2 separate regions of the Homo sapiens genome follow, and region 1 is linked to region 2. The links are chromatin loops, found by intact Hi-C in ENCODE. Cell type or tissue: PC-9. All regions are shown on one strand. Links, peaks and the distances in the headings refer to the core of each region. The heading gives the core; the rest is flanking DNA. Region 1 has its middle 58 kb from the start of LRRC74B. Region 2 overlaps SNAP29 (synaptosome associated protein 29).

The links. A loop is a pair of places that touch in the nucleus more often than their neighbours do. Peaks named below come from ENCODE experiments on the same cell type or tissue, not always from the same donor. Only the 100,000 strongest peaks of a DNase experiment are listed, where the experiment ranks them.
Region 1: it touches region 2 in a loop (7-fold over the local background); 4 of 110 quality-filtered maps call a loop at or near these places.

The regions. Positions count from the first base shown.
Region 1 is chr22:21,099,711-21,108,117 of GRCh38, forward strand. It overlaps the pseudogene BCRP2. Among named protein-coding and RNA genes, the nearest start is that of LRRC74B, 58 kb to the left of the region's middle. RefSeq lists enhancers at 2,702-3,673, 3,122-3,171. In PC-9, for the core only: CTCF peaks have their summits at 3,263 (motif pointing right) and 3,466; a DNase peak (open chromatin) is centred at 1,851; H3K4me3 peaks cover 448 bases; H3K27ac peaks cover 1,093 bases.
Region 2 is chr22:20,881,101-20,889,347 of GRCh38, forward strand. SNAP29 (synaptosome associated protein 29) reads left to right here. Exons shown (of 5, transcript NM_004782.4): 3 at 1-34; 4 at 2,371-2,469; 5 at 6,579-8,247. The coding sequence ends at 6,736. Among named protein-coding and RNA genes, the nearest start is that of SNAP29, 26 kb to the left of the region's middle. RefSeq lists an enhancer at 4,671-5,171. In PC-9, for the core only: CTCF peaks have their summits at 4,616 (motif pointing right) and 4,818; DNase peaks (open chromatin) are centred at 341, 2,841 and 4,781; H3K27ac peaks cover 1,928 bases.

The DNA.
Region 1 (8,407 bases), core at 135-8,134, 220 kb after region 2:
AGGCATTCTGCTAACCTAACAACCCAGTGAGAGACATACTTATATTCCTATTTTATAAAGGCCCAGAGAGGTTAAGTAAATAATCCAGAGTCACACAGCCAGGGAGTGGCAAAGCTAGAATTCTTATTTAATTCCAAACTTGATTTCTACCCTCTCCACCACCAACCACCCATATATATCCACTGACCAACCTATTCATTCATCAGACTTTTACTGCATGTCTCAAGTAAGCTATGCACTGTGTTTAGAGCTGAATGAGACACCATTCTTATGTCTCCATGATATTCACAGTCTGGTAGGAGAAACAGACCTGTATACAGGTTATTGTGCAGTGGTCGGGGACAGGAACTTTGAGAGAGGAACGTATGGTGCCCACTTGTGGGCATATAGGAGTGAGAGGTCTGCTCAGCTGGGGAAAGACAGCATCCTTTTGAGGTGGGTTTTGAAGGATGCATAAGATTTTAAGGGGACAGTGCATCTTGGAAGGGCATCATATCTTTGTAGTCCAGCTGCCTCTCCTTTGCTCGAGCTTCCTTCCTTCCTTCAGGGGTTAATTTGGAAGGACTGAGTTTTGCTGTTATTGAGCAAACAGAGTCCTCTAAAGTGCATAGCCCAGGGGCTGGAATGGAGCTCACGATGTATGTGTGGGGGAGAAAAACTACTTTGATTTGAATTCCTGTCTGGCTATTTTTGAGATGTTATATATGACCTTATGAGGGCCCTTCCCTATGTGGTCATGTCTATAAGAGATTTCGTATCTTTACCCACTGGTGTCAGGTTGGCTGGGTGACTTTCAGCCAATGGGATATGAGTGGAGGTGGTATGTGCTAATTCTGGGCAGACCCATTAAGGGCCCTTCTGTGGTCACCCTTTGGTCTCCCTTTTTGTGATACTATGGATAGTCTTTATTTATTATTCTCCAAGGGTTGTGCCTCACCTTCCCTTTTTACTGCTGCCCCAAGACCATCAGGTTTCCACAAGGGGGTTGCTTCTTTAGCCTTAATCCTGGAATGAAGTGATGAGGGTCAGAGCCAGAGCTGAGCTGCAAGTGTGTGTCACATTCCAGAGGAAGGAATGGTTGTTACTCTAAGACATGGACTTTTGAGGTCATCTGTTATCATAGCATAGTGTAGCCTAAGCTGACCACAGCAAGGCATCTCACCTTTCGACATGTTAGTTTGCTCATCCATAGAAGTGGATTAATAGTTGTAGTCGCATGGCAAAAACCCATCCCTACAAAAAAAAAAAAAAATTAGCCAGGCATGGTGGTGCACGACTGTAGTTCCAGCTACTCAGGGGGCTGAGGCGGGAGGATCATCTGGGCCTAGGGAAGTTGAGGCTGCAGTGAGCTGTGATCACACCACTGTACTCCAGCCTGGGTGACAGAGTGAGATCCTGTTTCAAGAAAAAAACATATCTGTAGTCATGTTATTGGGTTTTGTGAAAATTAGGTGAAATTGCTCAGTAAAAGCACAGTTTCTAGCCCAATGTGTGTCTGCACTTTGCAGATGTTCAAGACTCTTCTTCCAGTCCCTTTCTCTGTCATACTTATTTCTCCCCAGGGCCTTTGCATGTCCATGCTCTTCCTTTGCCTGAGGCTTTTTCTCATTTCCTTCTTTACTCAAGATCCCATATGCAGACCTAGCTCCCCCAGGGGGCCAGATAAGGATGGGCTTAGAGCCCCAGAAAAGTCAGGACAGGAAAGGGATGAGAAAGGTTGCACTTCAGCAACCAGAATCAGGAAATCTAGAAGAGAGTTCCTTTAACCTCAACATGTGCATATATTTTGTGCTTTATGGTTTTGCATTCTTTTAATTTTGATTTACATCGGGTATCTTGGCTGGGCGTGGTGACTCATGCCTGTAATCCCAGCACTTTGGGAGGCCAAGGCAGGTGAATCACTTGAGGTCAAGAATTTGAGCTCAGCCTGGCCAACATGGTGAAACCCCATCTCTACTAAAAATACAAAACTTAGCCAGGCGTAGTGGTGGGCGCCTGTAATCCCAGCTACTTGGGAGGCTGAGGCACCAGAATCACTTGAACCTGGGAGGGCGGAGGTTGCGGTGCTGAGATCATGCCACTACACTCCAGACTGGGCGACAGAGTGAGACTCTGTCTCAAAAAAAAAAAAAAAAAAGTGACATAATTAAAAGAGCCATCATCTATGGCCTTTAAGTGTCATGTGTGTGCTCATCTTTCCTTGCTTTACTACTCAAAGATTATCTTTTCCATGTGACCTGCTCTTTCCTGCCTCTGTCACCACCAAACATCAAAGCCTTAAGTTTTGTTTGGCTGTTTGTTATCTCTTGAGAATTGAGCACCAGAGCTATTGGGTGGGCTTGATGTTGACCTACAATGCAGGATGTCTGTGGGCATGACTCTCTCCTAGGCACTCACAGACACTTGAAGCTGGGGACTGAGGTCCTCTAGTGTGTGTCTGTGGGGGTGAAGGAGTGCACCCTCATCCTCCTGCACTTTCGGGTCTTGTAGCAGCAACTCCCTGTTTCTGTCCTTTCTACTTACTGCTGGTTTCATCACACTCCCAGGGTTAATTTAAAGAACCAGCCTCGGTGTGATGCACCTACAACAAACAGAGCCACTTCTGTGGGGAGCTCTGGAGCTGGGATGGCCCCTCAGAGTCTAGAGGTGGTGAGAGCGCTGGAGCTTCATCACCGTGCTAACTGTGTCCCTGGAAGAGTGAGGGAGCTTGAGTGATTCCTTACCCAAGGGCCGTCATAAAAGGTCTCAGCTGATGCCTACTGCCGATCACATTCAGCTATTTGGGAAGAGATGTTCAGTCCTTAAGAGGACATTATTAGTGGACATCACTCTTTCCACAAAAGCCCCAGTCTTGTGTTACTTAGTCCCACTAGCTTCTTTAAAGAAACCCCAAGAGCATTTCCTCCAGGAATCTGTTTGATCTCTTTTCCTGGGGGAGATTTCCAGGTGATTCTCATTGGAATGAATCCTAGGTCCTGTTGCTGCTGCTGGTCTCACACTGTGACTGATGCTAAGTCCTTCTCTTCCACCACCATTCTGGATTTTCCTTGCTATAGCCTAAGTGTTTATGTCTCCCCAAATTGTCAGCGTTGGAGCACCAAGAAGACAGGCAGCACTGACAGTAGCAGAAGAGTAGGAGGTGGCTGTGGCACCCCACGCCGAGCAGGAGCGGGAGGAGTTCCTGGGCGATGGGGCCGCAGCCTGGGCCGATGCTGACCATGGGATGAGATCATTCTTCACTCTGCACCGTGACCATCAGGGGGCGCCCCAACCACCTTTTCTGCCCCACATCGTGCTCTTGCAGTGTTCTCCCCGCAGGTGCTGCATGGAGTGAGTGGCGGCATCCACCGTGAGGAGGAGAGGAGCTCTGATACCCTCAGGACCCGCCAGGAGGGGCATCACGGAGGCTTCTGGACGACTTGGAGCTGTGTCCTGGGGAGAAAACCGCTCCTGTCTGGGCCCTGAGTGCTGAGGAGGAAGCTGCCATGCACTTTTCCCTGGCATTTTTCCTGCATGGTGAGTACAGAAGCTTTAGTTTTCTGGTATGTTCTGTTCATTCCTCTCCTGTTCTCCCTGGTTTTCCTCTTTCTCTTGTAGTGTTTTAGTATTTATTTTACAGTGGTATTCATTCTCTGAAGGCTTTTGAGGGTGTCAAGTGTAGCAGACTGTGGTATTTTTAGGGGTTTAAGACTTTTTCTGGGTGGGGGGGAGGGGGGAGGGATAGCATTAGGAGATATACCTGATGCTAAATGACGAGTTGATGGGTGCAGCACACCAACATGGCACATGTATACATATGTAACAAACCTGCATGTTGTGCACATGTACCCTAAAACTTTAAAGTATAATAATAATAAAAAAATCTTGGTTTTTATTAAAAATAAATAAATAAATAAATACATTTCTAGTTCTGAAAAAAAAAAAAAAAACCAAACCAACAACAGAAAAAGACTTTTTCTGAGGGAACCTCCCCTGTGTAGAGGGAGAGAGAGGGAAGCCCCGCTCAGGTTGGAGTCAGGGCCAGGCCCAGTTCTGGCTGGCTGCCTCGTGTCCAAGCCTCAGAGGGAGGATTTGCATTGGGCCTTGCTGCATTTTTAAATCTTCGTTCCTGCCATCAGGACCCAGGGGTCACTCTTCTTCACTTTTGGGCAGCGCGTGTCCTCTCGTGTCCCTCCCACCGTGGCCGCCTGACCAGGGGCGAGGGACTCCTCGGTGTGGGTTTTTTGTCCTCTTTGCAGAAATGTCTGTTCTGGGCCTCTGCCCAGTTTGGGGTGGATTATTTTTTGTTGTTGTTTTAAATTGCTATTTAGTACTGTTAATGTGTTGTATATTTTCGGTAAGAACCCCTTAGCAGTTATATGATTCCTCAAAACTTTCGTCCAAACTTCGGGCTCATTTTTTCCGTTGTGGCACAGAAGCTTTTCAGTTTCTTGTAGCCTCACATGGTTGTTCTTGCTTTCCTTGCTTGTGATTTTGGTCCCCAATTTAAAAAAATCATTCACAAACCATTCCATTCTCCATGAGGTTTTTACCCCTTATGTATTCCTCTTTTTCTTTTTGAAACTCTTTCCAACTGATGAGCATGGATTCAAGTTGTCCTGAAAGTAAGCTCCCCCTATCTTTTCTTACAGGAATTTAATAATGTTTTGTGGTTTCAGGTTTTGTGTTGAAATCTTTAATCCATTTTGAGTTGATTTTTGTGTATCGTGTAACAGAAGGGTCCTATTTCTTTTCTTTTCTTTTTTGCATATGGATATCAGTTTCCTCAAAATGATTTCATGAAGAAACTCTCCTGTCCCCATTGTGTCTTTCTGATCTCTGGTGCCGATTTCATTTGCTCTGGAGTTATACCCAGTAGTGGGATTGCTAGATCTTACAGTATTTGCATTTTCTGTCATTTTCTTTGAGACGGGGTTTCTTCTGTCACCCAGGCTGGAGTGCAGTGGTGCAATCACAGCTCACTGTGGCCTCTACCTCCACAGCCCAAGCAGCCCTCCCACCTCAGTCTATGGTAGCTGAGACCACAGGCACACACCACCATGCCTGGCTAAGTTTTTAAATTTTTTGTAGAGACAGGGTTTTGCCATGTTGCCCAGGCTGGTCTCGAACTCCTGAGCTCAAGTAATCTGCCCACATTGACCTTCTGGTAATTGTATTTTCAGTTTTTTGAAAATGGCAACTTCCAACTTTTTACCATAGAATATGTACTAATTTATCTTCCCATCAACAGGGTATAAGAGTTCCCTTTTCTCCAAATCCATACCAGCATTCTTTTTAAAATTTTGTGGCCAGGAACAGTGGCTCATGCCTGTAATCCCAGCACTTTGGGAGGATGAGGCATGGTGGTGTGCACCTGTAGTCCCAGATACTTGAGAGGCTGAAGTGGGATGATCACCTGAGCTAGGGAGGTCAAAGCTGCAGTGAGCTGGGATCACGACACTGCACTTCAGCCTGGGTGACAAAGTCTGAGTCCCTGTCTCAAAAAATTAAAAAAAAACTTTTTAGTAACATTTATTTCAATAAAAGTGAAACGGCATCTGAATGTGGTTTTGAGGTACATTTTTTTTCTGATGAGAGACGTTGAGGACCGTTTCTCTTACATGTTGGTCAATTTTGTGTCATCTTTGCAGAGATGTCTACTCAAGTTCTTTGTATTGGTTTGGATATGTATTTTGCTACATTGTATTTTTTTTCTGTGTATATGTTTGATAACAACCAGTGATTGAGTTATCGCTTACATGATTCCCTTTCTTTTTTTTTTTTTGAGACAGAGTCTCATTCTCTCACCCAGGCTGGAGAGCACAGTAGCACATCACATGACCATATATATTGGCTACCTACAGCTTTGCAATGTAATTTGCTATCAGGAATTGTGAGTCTCCCAACTTAGTTTGTATTTCTCAGGATTCCTTAGAGGTTCAGGGCCATTAGTGGTTCTATGTGAATATTAGCATTTTATATTCATATTTCTTAAATTTTTGCCATGTATAATAACATACACAATTAGAAGTTATGCTGGGACATGTTTTTTTCTTTGGGGACATTTTGATACATGTATACTTTGAGTAATGATCAAATCAGGGTACTTATCATAACTATTCCCTCATTGAGGTATTATTTCTTTGTTGTGAGTACATTCAAATTGCTCCCTTCTAGTTTTTTGAAAAATACAATATTTTGTTAACCAGAGTTACCCAGCTGTGGCATAGAAAACCAAAATGTGTTTCGCCAAACTCACTGTAACTTTGTTTCCATAACCGATCCCTCCCATCCCCCTCCTATCCCCCTCCTTCCCCTCTCCTCAGGAAACCGCTACTGTACCTTCTGCTTGAAGGTAAAGTTTTTTGGATTCCATATAAGTGAGATCACATAGTGTTTGCCTTTCTCTACCTAGTCGATTTCATTTAATGTAATGTCTTCCAGGTTCGTCTGTGTTTTTGCAAATGACATGTTGTCATGAATTTTTATGCATGAGGCATATTTCATCATGTCTGTATGCTGAAGTCCCTTCATCCTTTCATTGGTTGGTGGACAGGTAGGTTGATTTCATACCTTGGTTACTCATTGTTAGTGAGTAGTAGGTCACTAAACCTCAGAAGGCAGCTGTTGCTTCAACAGACCGATCTCATTTTCTTTAAGCTCACAACCACGGTTAGAATTACTAGATGAAACAGTTCTTGCATTTTTAATTTCTGAGGGTGCTCCAAGTGGTTTTCTCAGTGCGTTTCATCATTGAAATTTCTCCCAATAGTGTATAAGAGGATCTCTATATCTAACAGCACCCTGAACTTTTATTTTTAAATTATTTCTGTTTTGGTATTATTCATTTTACTTAGCGTTAGATAGTATCTGAGTGTGGTCTTTATTTACAGTTTTGTGATGACCAGTGATGTTGAGAAACACCTTTTTTACCTTTTAATCAATATCATACCTTCTTTTCAGAAATGTCTGTTATTCAGGTTTTTTTGCCCAGTTTTTTTGGGGGTATTGGGTCTTGTATGTTTTGTCCCTCTGTAGTGTTAGTTTCTGCTGTTGTCAGATAACACTCCCTTTCAGATATATGATTCCTCATAATTTCCTTTTTTTGATGTGTAAAAAGATAAACCTATTGTGGCAACAGCCAAGAACGGTAATAATCAAATGCAGGAATTAGGTGCCATTTATATTTCCCCACTCAGAGTATAAGACTTCCTGCCTCACAGAAGTAAATGAGATTTTTCTGTGCATATAGTAAAATTTTACTTTTCATATTTTAATTTTTCGTGTCCTAAAAAGTTAACACAATTTAATTAAAAATTAAAGCCACTAAAACATTTATGTAACAATTTCTTTTTAAATTTTACTTTAAGTCCTGGGATACATGTGCAGAATGTGCAGGTTTGTTACATAGGTATACATGTGCCATGGTGGTTTGCTGCATCTATCAACCCGTCATCTAGGTTTCAAGCCTGGTATGCATTAGGTATGTGCCCTAATGCTCTCCCTCCCCTTGCCCCCAACCCCCTGACATGCCATGGTGTGTGATGTTCCCCTCTCTGTGTCCATGTGTTCTCATTGTAACAATTTCTTTAATTACCACATAAGGTACTATGTTATCTGACAAATCTATGTTTTACAGAGAAATTGTAGAAAAGTCATTCACAAGTTTCTTCTTGATTTCAAACTGTAACACAATGTTGTAAGTAATGCAACTAGACAGAATTCGGCTGGATATTGAAATTCAACATAATAAAAAATATATATGCTGGTTTATCCATACTACTCACACTGTTAGTATGAATGCTCTATCCTAAAGACAGAAACAAGTGTCTTAGTGAATCTATATCATTACAAACTAGATTAGCTTTTCTCCTTTTGAATTTTAGAAAAATACAAAAATTCAATTGCCTAATTATTGTACACAGTGTTTCAATATATGCATGACTAAAGCAATTATAGGATTTTTTTTTTTTTTTTTTTTTGAGACAGAATCTTGCTCTGTCACCCAGGCCTGAGTGCAGGGGCGCGATCTTGACTCACTGCAACCTCCACCTCCTGGCTTTAAGCGATTCTCCTGCCTCAGCCTCCCGAGTAGCTGGGACTACAGGCACACACACCACACCCAGCTTATTTTGGTATTTTTAGTAGAGACAGGGTTTCACCATGTTGCCCAGGCTGGTCTCGAACTCCTGACCTCAGATGATCCACCCACCTCGGCCTCCCAAAGTGCTGGGATTACAGGTGTGAGCCACCATGCCTGGCCACAATTATAGTTTTTATATAGGAGTAAGAAAGGTCTTAAATGGAAAGATTAAAAAGGATTGCAAATCACATGGCAGCAGAAGGGAGCTATAATTATAACATGTCAGCAAGAGAACCAAAAATCACCTTTCAAATCTAGAGGATTATGGAAAGATATCTGAAAAAA
Region 2 (8,247 bases), core at 1-8,000:
AGCCACCCAAACCTTAGAAAGCTGGATGATACAGGTAAGTGGATACCTGTGTGCACAGCCACATTTGAATTCTGGGGGGAGACCTCTAGGTTTGGCGTTGGTCCTTGGGGGGCAGTGGCAACCTCTCTGGGGAGGTGGGCAGGGGCCCCAGCTGCTGGCATCACCCATGCTAGCCAAAGGGCCTTAGGGACCCCGCATGCTCTTGCGGAGCTGGGGGTGTGCATTATGGTGGGGCTCCTCCTTCTCTCCCTCCCTCCCTCCATGGAGAGGAGAACAAGGAAGTGAGGGCCTGCATTCCATTGAAAATGAGCCTGCCCGGCCAGCCTGGTGCAGTAACACACGCCTGTAATCCCAGCACTTTGGGAGGCCAAGCTGGGTGAATCACCTGAGGTCAGGAGTTTGTGACCAGCCTTACTAATAACGTGGTGAAACCCTGTCTCTACTAAATACAAAAAAATTAGCCAAATGTGGTGGCACATGCCTCTAATCCAAGCTACTTGGGAGGCTTGGACAGGAGAATCACTTGTATCTGGGAGGCGGAGGTTGCAGTGAGCTGAGATCACGCCACTGCACTATAGCCTGGGCAACAAGAGTGAAACTCTGTCTCAAAAAAGAAAATGAGCGTGCCCATCATTGGTTCCTGCCTGTGTCATTCTCAATTGTTCCAGCAGTAAAAAGCCAACTGCAGAAAAACCCCTTGGTAAATAGAATACTGGCCCCTCAAAGCTGTCCACGTCCTAATCCCCAGACCCCGTGAGTGTGTTAGGTTATATGGCAAAGGTGGAATTACAGTTGCAGATGGAGTTACAATTGCTAATCAGCAAGATGGGGAGATTATCCTGGGTTGTCCAGTTGGGTCCAGTGTCATCACAAAGGTCCCTTTTAAGTGGAAAGAGAAGCAGGAGAGAGAGCAGCAGAGTCAGAGATCTGAAGATGCTGCTGGCCTTGAAGATAGAGAAAGGGGCCCACCTGCCAAGGTACACGGGTGAACTGTAGAAACTGCAAAAGGCGAGGAATTAGATTCTTCCCAAGAGCTCCAGAAGGAGTGCAACCCTGAGGACACCCCGACTCAGCCCAGTGAGACCCATGTTGGACTTCTGACCTCCAGAACCGTAAGACAAGTTTGTGGTCATTTGTCACAGCATCAGTGAGGGACTAATACAGCCTCCAGCCCAAGCAGAAGGAGCAGCAGCCACATGGACAAGGTGTGCAAGACAGTGTTGATCGAATCATTCCACTTCTATCAAGTGATAGGCCCAGAAACATCCCTTATCTGGAAAGGAATTTAGGGCTCCTGGGGCCTCCTCCATAGGCCCCCACAATAGCCAGGTACATTGAAATTGGTGCTAGAAACCAAAGGCTTACTGTGCTGCCTTCAAGAAAACGATACACCATGGAAGCTCTGGAACCCACCATGGTTGTGGTTGATGCAGCTGAGGAGAGCCCAGATGGAGGAAGAGCGGGGAGCAGGAGAGACTAACATCATCAGCACAGTTCATTCTGGAAAGGCAAGTGGAGGAAGTGAGTGTAAATTGAAAGGCAAGGGCTGGGAAAACCGGCCTCATCACACCCTGGAGAAGGGGCACAGGACACTGCACCCAAGACACAATTTTAAGGAATTAAAGAGAGTTTTTATTTGTGCAGTATATATTAACTTAAAAGACTGAAGAAAAAATCGACACAGTTTGCAGAATGGTTTCAGTTGGTTGGTGCTGGAGGAAATGTGCTAAGTCTAGAAAGTGAAGTTTCCCTGAAAGAGATAAACCGGGATGACAGGGCTTTTCCGTGTGCGTTTAGAAACTGAAGTTCATTCAAGCCAAGAAAGATAATTTTAAAAAAGAAGAAACTAAAAGTTCAAGGAAGATTTCTTGTGGCAAATGTGCATTATTTAACATTTCTTTTTTTTTTTTTTGCGTATTTGTTTCAAGTGCAAAGATAGTGTAGAAATAAATTTCAGAAAGAAACGAAATTACCCATAATTCCATTTATGTAACGTAACAATTTGTATTTTTATACTTTGTCCACAGACTGTGTAGTTTTGCATTATTGCAGTTCCACTTCTGTATTGTCACTTGTGTGACTCTGTCTTTCCTGAGCTTGTGCACCAGGAGTTAGGTGACCCTTAATTTGAGGGTGTTTGATCTCCCAAGTACTGAGGGAAAGTGAGAACCCTCTCCTACCCCGTGGAAGCGTCTCTTCTTCTGGCCCATGAGCCTGCGCTGTGCTCCTCCCTCATCCCTCTGGATAGCCTCAGAACCAACCCCTTCGTTCCTTCCACCCATTTTCCAGATGAAATTGTTTTGGGTGTGTGAAGCAGCATTTGAAGGAATGTCAATTAACCGCTCTCCTGGTGTTTCCTTCTAAACTTAGACCCTGTCCCCAGAGGGGCTGGTTCTGCCATGAGTACTGATGCTTACCCAAAGAACCCACACCTTCGAGCCTATCACCAGAAGATCGACAGCAACCTAGGTAAGACTGAGCACCACACCAGCTTCTGTAAGCCACTGTCCTTCAGGCAGCTTACGCCAAGCATAGCCCCTGCATGAGCATCCTCCAGCTTCAGTTCCCTCACCACACATCACATCCCACGCCAAGCTGGGTCCATCTTGCCACCTCACTGTCTCTGGAATCTCTCCACTTCTCACCATTTCCTACTTCTAGCCCAGCCGAGCCCTCCCCACCTCTCACTTTCATGAACAGCACCAGGGACCCAGGAGTCCCTGAGAGGCCATAAAGTATAGCCTGGACGTGACCGCTCACTTCATCCTTCCCACCTGGCCACTCAGAGCCCTGTTTTCCTCCTTGTGAAATGGGCTACCTCTGAGAACAGTGGAAAGGTTACCTGAGCCAGAAAGTGCCTGGGATGGTAAGAGTTAGTGCTCGTGTTGCAATTGGCACTTTGGCCACACAGCCTCCAGCATGATGTTTCAAAACGGAAGGGTGTGCAGGGGGCCGGGCGCAGTGGCTCACGCCTGCAATCCCAGCACTTTGGGAGGCCAAGGCGGGTGGATCACCCGAGGTCAGGAGTTCAAGACCAGCCTGACCAACATGGTGAAACCCTGTCTCTACTAAAAATACAAAAATTAGCCGGGCGTGGTGGCAGGCGCCTGTAATCCCAGCTATCGGGTGGCTGAGGCAGGAGAATCACTTGAACCCGGGAGGCAGAGGTTGCAGTGAGCCAAGATCGCACCATTGCACTCCAACCTGGGCAACAAGAGCGAAACTCCACCTAAAAAAAAAAAAAAAGAAGAAGTGAAGGGTATATTCTTCCAGAACTCTCTCATGGAACCCCACACACTCACAGTGCAGTCCAGGCTCTCTTTGGCTGCCCTAGTCCCTTCTGCCCTCATCACCTGCAGGCTCGTGTGGGATTTCTGATGTGAGTTCTTTCTGCCTCGTGGCCCCTATCTGCCTGGATGGGCTCCCCCGACTCTCTGTAGGCTGGCTCCTTCTCTTTCTGTCAGTCTTGCATTAGTATGGCCTCCTCTCCCTGTCTCTCAGGACCCTTGTGTTTCCAGGGGGCTGCCCTGGCCGTTTGTGATTGTGTATCTGCTGGTTTGCCTGCTGTCTTCCCAATCAGACTGTAGATTCCAGGACAGCATGGGAGTGTTTCCATTTTGTCACTACTTTGTATCTGGGGCCCAGCAGGCAAGCACTTAGTGATTATGTTTTGTTTTGTTTTGTTTTGTTTTGAGACAGAGTTTTGCTTTTGTTGCCCAGGCTGCAGTGCAATGGTGCAATCTCAGCTCACTGCAACCGCTGCCTCCTGGGTTCAAGCGATTCTCCTGCCTCGGCCTCCCGAGTAGCTGGAATTACAGACATGCACCACCATGCTCAGCTAATTTTGTATTTTTAGTAGAGATGAGGTTTCTCCTTGTTGGTCAGGCTGGTCTCGAACTCCCGACCTCAGGTGACCCGCCTGTCTCGGCCTCCCAAAGTGCTGGGATTATAGGTGTGAGCCACTGCGCCCTAGCCAGTGATTATTTTTTGAATGGAAAAGTCAGTTACTTGAAATTCAAGTAGGTGTTGGCCTGTGGGCAGTTCTGTGAGTTTATTCTAAGTAGTGTCTCAGACTTGCTGCCTCCTCCTACCGCTACTCCCTGAGCAGAAATCTCCCCCGTGGTGACCTGGGTCACCCTGTCAGTCTCCCACCCCCTGTTAGGAGTTGGCAAAGTGTAGGGGACAAATAATAAAATCCTCCCCTGCTGTAAAGGTATCTAGTGGAAGGCAAAACTGAAACCCATGAAGATGCACATGGAGTGTCTGTGCACGGGTTTTCTCCTGCTTGCTGTCTGGGAAGCCCCAGACAGCTGCCACCTCCTTCTATGCCCTGGACTCTGTCCTCCAGAGCCAAAGACTTATCTGAGGCAGAAGGTGTGTCTGCCCAGATCTAACCACTCCAGAGAAGCCCAGAGAGGCGTGAAAGCCCTTTGTCCTTCACTGCGAGAAAGGGAGAGGTTAGGGCTAGTGGTATGGTTGGTGCCTGCTGGCAGAAGTGGGAGAAGGGACTTTGAGGAAGGATACTGCATTCAGAGGCAGGAAGAAGTGCTGAGTACTGCCCGCCACTAGGAGGTGCTGAGGGTGCACAGTTGGCACTGTGGACGAGCAGCTGGGCAGTTACCGGCAGGACGCAGTCTAGAGTAGGAGGTGGGCCTGGGCAGAAGGGCGAGTGGCTAGTTCAGAGCTCAGCCCTCTGGCCCTGCTGACACAGGCCAGGCCGGTCCACTCTGGTGGGGCAGGGAGTGTTGCCTTTGTTCACACTCTTCCCGTCTTAACACTATCTCCCTGCTATTTCAGGATCTCAGGCAAGCTCTCTGGACTCCAGCGCCCTGGCCTGGTGGTTTTACATTATCACACATTTTATCTCAGCCTCTCTGTTTGCTTATCCTTTGCTGCCCTGGCTGCCAGTGAGCTTCCTCCTGAGGCCTGAGGCAACCACAGGCTCTGCTCTCCATGGAGCACGAGGCCATGAATTTTAGTAAGCTTAAGAAGCAAAGAGCTGAAGACTTATCTTTTTTTTTTTTTTAATTTTAATTATACTGTTTTTCTCTTTCTTTTCTTTTCTTTTTTAGAAATGGAGTCTCGCTTTGTTGCCCAGGCTAGTCTCCAACTTCTGGGCTCAAGTGATCCTCCCACCTCAGCCTCCCAGAGTGCTGGGATTACAAGCATGAGCCACTGTGCCTGACTTGAAGACAATCTTTTTATTTTTATATTTTTTAATTTCTTTCTGAGAGTTTTACTCTGTCGCCCAGGCTAGAGTGCAGTGGCACAATCTCAGCTCACTGCAGCCTCTGCCTGCTGGGTTCAAGTGATTCTCATGCCTCAGCCTCCCGAGTAGCTGGGATTACAAGGTGTGCACCACCATGCCCAGCTAATTTTTGTATTTTTAGTAGAGACGGGGTTTCACCATGTTAGCCAGGATGGTCTCGATCTCCTGACCTCAAGTGATCCACCCACCTCGGCCTCCCAAAGTGCTGGGATTACAGGCATGAGCCACCACACTCAGCCTATCTTTTTATTTCATTTTTTGAGACGGAGTCTTGCTCTGTCGCCCAGGTTGGAGTGCAGTGCATTGATCTCAGCTTACTGCAACCTCCTCCTCTCAGGTTCAAGTGATTCTCTTGCCTCAGCCTCCCGAGTAGCAGGGAATACAGGCATGCACCACCACATCTGGCTAATTTTTATATTTTTTAGTAGAGATGGGGTTTCACCATGTTGGCCAAGCTGGCCTCAAAATCCCGACCTCATACGATCCACCCACCTCAGCCTCTCAAAGTGCTGGGATTACAGGCATGAGCCATTGTACCCGGCCAAAACTACCTTTTTAAAAAAACTGATTTTGGCCGGGCGCGGTGGCTCACGCCTGTAATCCTAGCACTTTGGGAGGCCAAGACGGGCGGATCACAAGGTAAGGAGTTCGAGACCAGCCTGGCCAATATGGTGAAACCCTATCTCTACTAAAAATACAAAAAAAATTAGTCGGGTGTGGTGGCGTGTGCCTGTAGTCCCAGCTACTCAGGAGGCTGAGGCAGAAGAATTGCTTGAACCCAGGAGACGGAGGTTGCAGTGAGCCGAGATCATGGCACTGCACTCCAGCCTGGACAAAAGAGCAAAATGCTGTCTCAAAAAAAAAAAAAACAAAAAACTGATTTTGCTTAGATTTGTGGTACCAGTGCTAAGCCTTTGTGTATCCTGATCCTTTTTCTCTTAGTGTTTTATATTTAATCTTGCAAGTAAGAAGGCTTACAAAGCACCACCTCTTCTCTCTCCTCTCTGGCTCTTTCCTGGCTGCTGTTCCTAGTAAAAAGGCAGAAAGCAGCCCTGGGCATATCTCCCTACCCCCAGCGTGCACAAACACACACACACATACACACACACACACACAGTCACAAACCTGGGAAAAGGCTTTACTCTTCACCCTGACAGAATCAATTAAGTCAAGACTCATCTCTGCAGTGGGTGCAGTCCCCCCAGGCAACACAGATCCCTGTCTCTCCCACTTACCCACACCATCAAGAAGCATTTGCAGGTGCCGTGACTGTTTGCTCATGCCTGCGTGTCATTTCCTCCTCCTGCAGATGAGCTGTCCATGGGACTGGGTCGTCTGAAGGACATAGCCCTGGGGATGCAGACAGAAATTGAGGAGCAAGATGACATTCTTGACCGGCTGACAACCAAAGTGGACAAGTTAGATGTCAACATAAAAAGCACAGAAAGAAAAGTTCGACAACTCTGAAGACAGACGGATTTCCACTCTATTGTGATGAAAAGATTTGAAAGATCTTTTTTTGAACTTCCAAGAAATTTCATTTACTATTTTAGTATGTAAATTAATGTGTGTTTGCAAATGTTATAATAGAGTAGGTCTTAAGACATTTTTGCTGTTATAAGGAAGTGTTTGTCCCACATTTTCCTAGGGTTAACACCTCACCAAGTTCTTCCAGCAAAATGCTTATTAGAGTTTTTGTCTGAGCACAGTAGCCTGGCCCTGCATATCTTGGGCGTTTGATTACCATGCTGGAATAAGAAGAGTTGCATTTCTCATTTTAATGAGCATATGGAAAGATGGGAACAGAATTTCAGTCTTGCAGCCATGAGCCTCTATTTCTCATTCCTAAGCCTTACCATGAGTCAGAGTGTTAAGGGGGCCTGTGAACCAGTCGTTTGGTGGAGGAGGGTCCTTCCCACACCTTTGTTTAGGAGTCATCATTCACACACACACACACACACACACACACACACACACACACACACACTCTCTGAGCACATTATCTGTGATTCTTTCATCCTCCCAGAAAGGATCAGTGTTAGAATGGGAAATAGAGTGTGCCATCTTGCTCTTTTGTTGGCAGATGTCCCCGCTTCCCTCCAGCCCCCCATCCTTGGCATGTATATTAGTAGGAGGGCTTCACACCAGCACTGCTCACTGCGACTCCTGGAAATGTGTGGGGAATTGGGTGAGCCCCTCTTCCCCACGTGCTCCCATCTGTAACTCTCCATCTGTGATTTGCAACAGGTCTTCCACTGGCTCGAGGCTGCGAGGCTGACCGACAGGGGCGCCCAATAGAGTTTGTGGGAATGGAGTATTGCACAGATGCAGCTGCACAATGGTCTTCCTCCACCCCTCTGGGAATCACCATTAGGCAGGCCTCAGTAGGGCAAAATGTTTATTTGGTACCGGGGGTCTCCTGACCTGTCTAGCATTCCCACCCACTCTTCTGCACTTCTTGCAAGGTAACTTGAATCATCACTTATTTCTCTGCCACCTGGTTTTAGGACTGGCACTCTATAAATGACGCTGACTTTGTATAGAAGGATTTTGCTAAGGGGGCAAAAAGCCCAGATACCATTTTAACTGGCCCAGTTCATTTTCTCCTTTCATTTTACAAAAGAAATCATGCAGAAGCATCAATTAAAACTGATTTATTTATGTTGGTACATCCAACAAAATAGTTGGAGCCACAAGGCCCTTGTCTTTTTAAAAAAACAAAATATTTTGAAGATGGTGAAAGTGACTGATTTTAATAATGAGATAGGTCACTTAAAATAACAGTGCCTTTGACCTTAAAACATGGCACTGGCCCATGTGACCTTTGCCATTTCCCAGTACTTCCCTTTACAGTCTGCAGCCTATAAACAGTGGTGTCTCAAAGCAAAGGAAACCTCCACAAGTGCTGCAACAGTGCATTAGTTTTTATGTAGCAATTTGTTTATAAAAATTCCCATCCCATAATGCATGACCTTCCT